2 separate regions of the Homo sapiens genome follow, and region 1 is linked to region 2. Evidence: read pairs that join two places in POLR2A ChIA-PET (ENCODE). Cell type or tissue: Panc1. All regions are shown on one strand. Links, peaks and the distances in the headings refer to the core of each region. The heading gives the core; the rest is flanking DNA.

Region 1 (4,217 bases), core at 677-3,176, 120 kb after region 2:
AAAGATATGATGAAGTCCCATAACCTAGTACCTATAATTGTGACCTTATTTGGAATATAGTCTTTGCAGATGTAATGAAGTTAGGATGAGGTCATTAAAATGGATCCAAATCCAATATGACATGACCAGTGTCTTTATAAGAAGAGGAGAAGAAATAAAGAAACATACCGCGAGAAGACAGCCATATGACAATGGAGGCAAAGACTGAAGTGAGGCATCTACAAATCAGGAGATGCCAAGGATTGCCAGCAAATGCCAGAAGGTAGAAGAAGCAAGGAAGGATTCTCTTCTCCAAGTTTCAGAGTAAACATGGCCCTGCCAACATCTCGATTTTGGATTTCTGGCCTTCAGAACTGTGGGACAATACATTTTTGCTCTTTTAAGCTACTCAGTTTGTGGTGCTTTGTTATGGCAGTACTAAGAAACTAATAGTGTAATGACATTTCCACCACAGAACAACAAGAAAAATAAGAAATATCAACAAACTTCAATAAAGCCAGGAAATATATGAAGCTGAAGCTTTAATTCATGAAGGTAGATTATAATGTATATGGAGACAGATGGAGGAAGATGAAACCCTACAGAGAGTAATACTGACAAGCAGCAGCAAATCTGCCCCACAGAACCAAATAAGGATTCAGGAGCTAAAGGCATTTGGTACAAAGGAAGGCATGGACATGAAAACAGAAGACTTGGTTAAGTCTGGATAAGGGAGAGTTAGAACCCCATTCTCCTCTCCCCTACTTAGTGAGGCCAGGCAATGACCTCATTCCCACCTCTGTAGGAGACTGGCAGTTTTATTCTCCGGAAAATCTAAACCCCAGACTTGGGATACTAGTCTGAGCTGAAAACACAGATATCCATACTACATGGCGAGATTGCCCCAGGCAGAAGATTCAAAGATCCTTCTTTAGAGAAACTAAACATTCTTAGAGAAAATGCCTACAGATTCTAACATTTGGGGATTTCCTAAGTAAAAAATTATCATTCCATCACTCTACAGTGAAACCCACAAGTCAATAAGTGCCATGGATATAGATACAGCACTTCCCATCAGTTTCCCCCTCATTCTAAAATATGAACAGAAATACTACTGGACAAGAAAGGAAAGCCTCCAATATGAAAGACAAGAGACTACAACTAATACAAGAAAGGAGGTCAGAAAAGAGACAACACTAGAAACAAAACAAATTTTTTTTCAAAAATACTGTAATTATTCATCATCTCAAATATTCATCATTTCTTTGTGGTGAGAACATTTAAAATCTTCTCTTTTATCTATCCAGAGATATACATTATTATTAACTATAGTCACTGAAACTTTGCATCCATTGACTAAAGTCTCCCCTTTCCTGGTCCAACCCTGCCCAGCCACTGGATATGCAACTTAGCTGATTTGATCATTCCACAATGTATCAAAACATCAGATTGTACCCCATAAACATATACAATTATCTGTCGATTAAAAATAAAATTTAAAAATACTATAATTATTATCCTAAGAGAGATAAGACAGTGCATCCATGAAATTAGAATAGGATGCTATTAAAAAAAGGCACAATCAGAGGTAACTGAAAAGAATTCTTAGAAATTTAAAATTATGACAGATGAAGAAAATAAATAGAAGAGCTGAAAGATAAAGTGAGGAAATCTTCCAGGAAAACAGAACAAGAAGACAAAGAGATGGACAAGAGGTGATAAAAGACAAGAAAATTGGAGGATCAATCTAGGATGTATGAGAATAAGAAAAAGGAGCTCCACAAAAGGAGTCAGAGAACATGCTGGGGGAAAAATTATTACCAAAGCAACAGGAAGCATTTTCTGGAAATCGAACACTCGAATCTCTAAATTTAAAGGGCTCATTAAGTAGATGACAAAATGAAAAAAAAAAATACCCACATCAATGCAGTTCATTGTGAAGCTGTAGATTATTAAGAATAAAGAGAATGCCTTAAAAGTTTCTTCAACATATTGTGGCAGAGCCTGCTGCTTCCCAGTACACCTTTCCCTTTTTCCTTTTAGTAATAGGATCCCATGAATTTTGGTAAGGCAAATGGCTACCTAGTTAGAGACGTTTCTTAGCTTCCTTTGTAACTAAGAAGGTCTCCTTTTTTTTTTTTTTTTTTTTGAGACAGAGTCTCACTCTGTCGCCCCAGGCTGGAGTGCAATGACACGATCTTGGATCACTGCAACCTCCACCTCCCGGGTTCAAGCAATTCTCCTGTCTCAGCCTCCCAAATAGCTGGGACTACAGGCACACGCCACTATGCCCAGCTAATTTTTGTATTTTTAGTAGAGATGGGGTTTCACCATGTTGGTCAGTCTGGTCTCAAACTCCTGACCTCAGGTGATCTGTCTGCCTCGGTCTCCCAAAGTGCTGGGATTACAGTCGTGAGCCACCGCGCCCGGCCCAGATCATGTTTTTATAACAAAGCTCCTTGCCCTCCATCTTCCTGCTAGCCAGAAAATGGTAACAACTACAGCAGGTACTCAAGACAGAGATGGAAGTCACATCTTGAGAATTCTGAATTGCCCTGCTTAGCTGGAAAACCCAGTGGAGCAGAGTTGCTTACTTGCTCTGGCTATTGTGAGGAATAAACTTCTATTTCATTTAAGGCTCTGTATATTTGGGTCCCTCTGTATGACATTGGGTCCTCTGCTACTGTTAAGTATGCTCTAAGTTTAAAAAAAGATTGAAACTGTAGGATCATTGAGAGAAAGATATTTGTCTATTTCATTCACTGCTATCACTCTCACATCTAGAATAGTGCCTGCACATTATCAGGCATTTAAAAATTATGTACTGAGTAAGTAAATGAATGGTATTAGACTTTTCAGCAGGAATTATGAAAGGCAGAAGACCGTGGAGGAAAATGAGTTCAAAATTCTGAGTCAAATTATTTTTTACATTCTATTTCCAGCTAAACTATTAACAATTAAATGTATAATAGGCTTCCACAAAATAAACAAAAAAAGGTATAATAGGTTTCCATATATGCAATAACTTAAAAAGTTTAAGTCATATGTATTATCTTTTCTCACGTAGCTACTAAAGGAGCTACTCCTATTAAAATCAGGGAGCATATCAAGAAAGAAGATGAGGAATCCAAAAACAAGGATCCAACACAGGAGGGAGGCAAAGGGAATTTCTAGGATGACAATGAAAGAAAGTTCTAGGATGACAGCAGGGTCAATACCTGAATATCAACCAGTCCAAACTGGAACGGGGGACAAAAAGGCACCAGGAAGGAAGATTCTAGGAAAGAAAGAAGGGAAAGGGAAAGGGAAACGAAAAGAAAAGAAAAAGGAAAACCCTGCTAGGTTCCCTGATTTGCCTGACTTTATGGAAAACTGCTATGAAAGGGCATGGAAAGGTGCTAAACAAACATACAAACAAACCTAAACAAACAAACAAATCTAAACATTAATGAGGCAATTATGAACTCCAGGAAACAGAGCTATACAAGAAAGGAAGCATAGCAGTGAATAATATTTGCCCCAAATGTGGTTAAGTATAGGCAGGGTAGACATGAAATTCTCATCCACCATAAGAGGAGATCAGTAAACATTGTCTAAAATTAATGACTCAAGAGAGACTACAAAAACATCATTTAGAAATGTGGAAGTGTCCTTGGAGAACAAGAAAAGGAGTGGGGAGACTTGAGGTAGAGAACCACTGTTAATTTCATTTTAAGTGTCTTAGCACTATTTCCCTTTTAAATTCTATTAATATGTCACTTTGATAAATTTTTTTTTGGTAGGGAGGACAGGGTCTTGCTATGTTGCCCAGGCTAGTCTTGAACTGCTATGTTGCCCTGACCTCAAGTGATACTCCTGCCTCAGCCTCCCAAAGTGGTAGGATTACAGGTATGAGCCACTGTGCCTGGCCAGATAAAAATTTTTTAACCTAAAATATAAAATTAAACATTTAAAAGACTAAGCTTATTTTTCTCATAAGATAGGGAAACTTGCTACTATATATTTTACTATGCTCGAAGCAGATGTTCTCCAGATTGAGAGAATTATACCCAAAGGTGCTGTGTTCATTTTTGAGTTATTTTGTTTTAAACAAATGACCACAGAAAGAAAGTTTACAGCATTAAAAGTTATAAATTATGAAATAATTAGGAATGATAGAATAGTGCTTTACTTAAAATTTACTGCTTTAATTAAATAAGATGATGTAAAAAAAAATAAGTGACTGAGGATATCCCGGG
Region 2 (4,217 bases), core at 856-3,355:
GTGGAGGTTGCAGTAAACCAAGATCATGCTACTGCACGCCAGCCTGGGGGACAGAGCCAGATACTGTCTCAAAAAAAAAAAAAAAAAAAAAAAAGTAAGTGTTTTTCTGTTCTACAGAGATGCAAATGATTCCTATCTGGTCAGATAAATTACCTCAAAGGTTATAGTTTTGCTGCCCTGTAGCACATTAGCCAGTTTAGTATCTAACTTTGTGATCTTACGTCAGCATTCCTTTTCGTTCTCTGAGTACACAAAATCTTTATTCTCGTAATATCTTTGAACCAGTGTTGCCACCTTGCAAAGTCCCTTATGAATGAGTTACCTACCTCACCGATACATACTCACCATATCTTGTCAAGGCTTCATATTCCTTTCCCTGTATAGTCCCCACAAATATACACTGTCAGCTTTCAATGCACACCAAGCGCCCATTATTGATTCTTTGTCCCGAGTGGCTCCTCTGGAGCATATGCGTAACATCAGGGGGACATAGGGCTTTTAATTGTCAAAAGTATACAAACTCAGCACGTTATTCCAAATAATCTCTGCCCCTGCTCCCTCACATTTTGATCATGCCGTATCTGTGATCTGGGGCTGGGGACTCTGGCCCTCAAGATGCCTCCAATGCTCTCGGCCCCTGCTAAGAGCCTCTGCCCACACACGGGGTCATGCGCATAACCTTAGAACTCTGGGCACGGCTAGATGAACTGTGGCACGCACCTGATCTAGGCAGCAGCCCACTTCCCAGTTGGTCAGCCAGTGAAGGAAGGCTCAGCCCCACCAGGCCAGTGAGATTCTCCGTCTTGGCAAATTGCTTAAAGACTTGATAGTAAAGGAGAAAGAGATAAAGCAGGCACCTGAGGCCCCGAAGCAGCAGACACTTAAATAAGCAGCAGGAAGAAGGTCCTGGCAGAGACAGAACACCTGAGTTTTCCACATGGCACACGGACCTTGGAGGCACAGAGGGATGGGCCCCGCTACTGAGTGGCAAGAAGACGAAATGTCTGTGTCGTAGAACTGTGTGTGATCTTGAAAGACCTCTCGGTTCGTGAATGGCATCTTGGGTTCTGTCAGGCTCCACACAGGTTCTACTGCTCCTCTTCCTCCAACAGGCTGAGCTGTGTGACTTTTCCAGGGTTGCCATCCGACCTGTCATTTGGTCTGTGGCCCTTAGTTTCTTATCCACATGTGGCTGTAAAAGAAACTCCACAATCCTGGAGGGAACTCAGTGGGTCCCTACTTCCAATCCAAAAACCTCGACTCACTCTTTTACTTTTTCTAATAACTTAATAAGTTAAATAATAATAAAAGAATTGTTACCGTTGTTCAGCCAACTCTTTCCGGGCTCATCAACGATTTTCTAGGAAAGAAGGTTTCCTTGGTTAGACCTGCACTTCCTCTCTGTCTCTCTCCATTCATGTTTGAGCATTCATTCATTCTCCCCACAAGCACATCATGGATTCTAAAATGAAGAAGGCAATATTCGTACTTTGAAGATGCTCACATCTTGCATGTGCAGTGTTACAAGAGTGGGGTTGGTGCAGGAGTGAAATGGGAGGCCGTGTCCCGAGATGGGGTCACCAGAACCTGGAGTGACAAGGTGGAGGTGGGGAGAGGAGCTTTTCCTCCTGGCTTTCCCACAAACACTGACTTCCATGCCTCTGGCCTGGAACCACATGTAACCAAAGCCATATGTTCAACTTGCGTTAATTAAATGGTGGCCTCAGCAACATTTCTGGTGCTGCTTCTGTTGCTTTGGCATTATGATGTCTTCAATATTTGTTACTGTGTGTCGTTTGTCATGTTTAACCCAGTGGCTCAGATTCTATTTGTTTGTAAAACTTAAATGTTGAGAGACTTCTGTTCTTGATTTTTTAGAAAATAAAAATTATTTTTGGTTTATTCCATGAGAACATATCTTCTATAGGTTGAACCTCCAAGGTTCTTCCTTCTTGATTTTTCTGGGAGATGACTGTAATTTTTTTTTTTTTTTGAGACGGAGTTTCGTTGCTGTTGCCCAGGCTGCTGGAGTGCAATGGTGCAATCTCAGCTCACCGCAACCTCCGCCTCCCGGGTTCAAGGAATTCTCCTGCCTCAGCCTCCCAAGTAGCCGGGACTACAAATGCGTGCCACCACGCCCAGCTAATTTTTGTATTTTTAGTAGAGATGGGGTTTCACCATGTTGGTTAAGCTGGTCTTGATCCACCTGCCTCAGCCTCCCAAAGTGCTGAGATTATAGGCGTAAGCCACTGTGCCTGGTGTAATCTTAACTGCTTTTTAGGAAATGGTGTAAGAAAAGGCTGTGCCATAAACTCAAAATCCTACTAATCCCCAGTTCTCAGCCCCAAACCGAAGAAAGATTACATTTCCAGTCCAGTTTCTAATCCCAAGTATCCATGCACCCAGGATGGCGGGAAAAGGGAAAAGGCGGTACCTTAAATGAGGGAAGGACATCTCAGTCTTGGCCAGTTCTTACTCTTCCCAGGGGCCACCCTCAAGCCCCACCCTGAGCAGGTAAGTGAGGCAGGCAGGCAGCCTGGGAGCATGTGTGGGAGGGAATCCAACGGTGTTCTCCAGGCTGCAAGAGCTGGGCAGACACAATCGTGCTGCAGCCCTGGCCTGTGTTTTTCTTTCCCACAAAGACCAACACCGGTGCTGCTGACATCATGACAGGTTTGATCATTTTTATTTTGCGGTGAGCGTGGTGTCATGGTGATGAAGAGTCCTGTGAGCTTGTGCAGGTCCCCTCAACTGCAGGCTGTCCAGGCTTCCTCCTCTACAGTAAAGACAAGGAGAATGGCTGCTTCCTAAGGTGATGGCGAGGTAGGATGAGGAGTGTAAACGGCCCACCCTGCTCCCAGTGGTAACTATGGGTATGATTTCCTTTTGGGAGAAGACAGAGATTGCCCTTCTGATCCTCCCAGCTGTAAATTTGGGCTGGGGCAACTTTTAGACACAAACAGGGCACTCCTGGCTACAGGGCCTCAATGTTTTCCTTGAGGTGGAGTATCTAGGCATTTCCCTGAGGTTTCTGATGCCTGGGCAGGGTGGGGTGGGGTGTGGCTGGTTCTGACAGCTGTTCCCCACCCAGCTTTGTGCCCTGGGGAGGGAGATCTACCTGCACATCCCGCTGCACTGGATCTGCAGGGAGCTGGGGCTGCCCTTGGACGCCTCAGGCACAGGCCCTCATCCTCTGCCTAACTGCTTTTTACACCCATCCCTTGAGTCCAGGGAGATTTTGCCACAATTTCAAAAAAGAAATGATTATTCAGAAGGCATTCTTCTATATATTTCCTTTTTTTTTTTTTTTGAGATGGAGTTTCGCTCTGTCACCAGGCTGGAGTGCAGTGGCATGATCGGCTCACTGCAACCTCCGCCTCATGGGTTCAAGCGATTCTCCTGCCTCAGCCTCCCGAGTAGCTGGGACTACAGGTGCATGCCACCACGCCCAGCTAATATTTTAATTTTTAGTAGAGATGGGGTTTCACCATGTTGGCCAGGATGGTCTTAATCTCTTGACCTCGTGATCTGCCCGCCTCAGCCTCCCAAAGTGCTGGGATTACAGGCATGAGCCACCGTGCCTGGCCACATTTCTGTATATCTTGCAAGCAGACACACTGTCTGTCTTTTATTTGATCATCTTTCCAAGGATGCTGGTATAGCATGTATGCTTGGAAAATAGAGATGCTGTTTCTCCAGAGAAAGGGGGAGCTTGCTTGCATTCTTCTATGTAGTTCTAAGGCCCCTGCTCCACTGTACAGCAAGTGGCCACACCCTTAGTGTCTTCCTTGCCTAACCCAGACCCTTACAGCACTCAGCTTGGAAAAGACCCTTGCAGCGCTCAGTTGGGTGCCATGATTATGCCTGTAATCCCAGCACTTAGGGAGGCCAAGGTGGGTGGGTCACTTGAGCCTGGGAGTTTGAGACCAGCCTGGGCACCATGGCAAAACGCCATCTCTAAAAAAAAAAAAAAAAAAAACCACAAAAATTAGCCAGGCATGAGGATGCACCTGTAGTCCCAGCTACTGGGGAGGTTGCTGCAGTGGGAGGATTGCCTGAACCCAGGGAGGTTGAGGCTGCAGTGGGCTGTGATTGTGCCACTGCACTCTATCTTGGGTGACAGAGTGAGACCCTGTCTCAAACGAAAACAAAATTTCAAAAAAAAAAAAAAGAATGCATTCTTGCCCTTAGAGGCTCCATCCTCACCTCCCTCTTCT

The links. ChIA-PET counts read pairs that join two places held together with the same protein. Peaks named below come from ENCODE experiments on the same cell type or tissue, not always from the same donor. Only the 100,000 strongest peaks of a DNase experiment are listed, where the experiment ranks them.
Region 1: POLR2A ChIA-PET joins it to region 2 with 6 read pairs; 11 of 35 experiments call an interaction of 5 or more read pairs at or near these places.

The regions. Positions count from the first base shown.
Region 1 is chr14:50,125,031-50,129,247 of GRCh38, forward strand. The region is part of intron 21 of SOS2 (SOS Ras/Rho guanine nucleotide exchange factor 2); the gene reads right to left. Among named protein-coding and RNA genes, the nearest start is that of VCPKMT, 11 kb to the left of the region's middle. In Panc1, for the core only: no CTCF peak of the experiment used is centred there; no DNase peak of the experiment used is centred there.
Region 2 is chr14:50,004,644-50,008,860 of GRCh38, forward strand. It overlaps LINC01588 (long intergenic non-protein coding RNA 1588), which reads right to left and starts at 2,877. Exons shown (of 4, transcript NR_126498.1): 1 at 951-2,877. LINC01599 (long intergenic non-protein coding RNA 1599) reads right to left here. Exons shown (of 9, transcript NR_131171.1): 9 at 2,670-2,776. In Panc1, for the core only: no CTCF peak of the experiment used is centred there; no DNase peak of the experiment used is centred there; H3K27ac peaks cover 2,065 bases.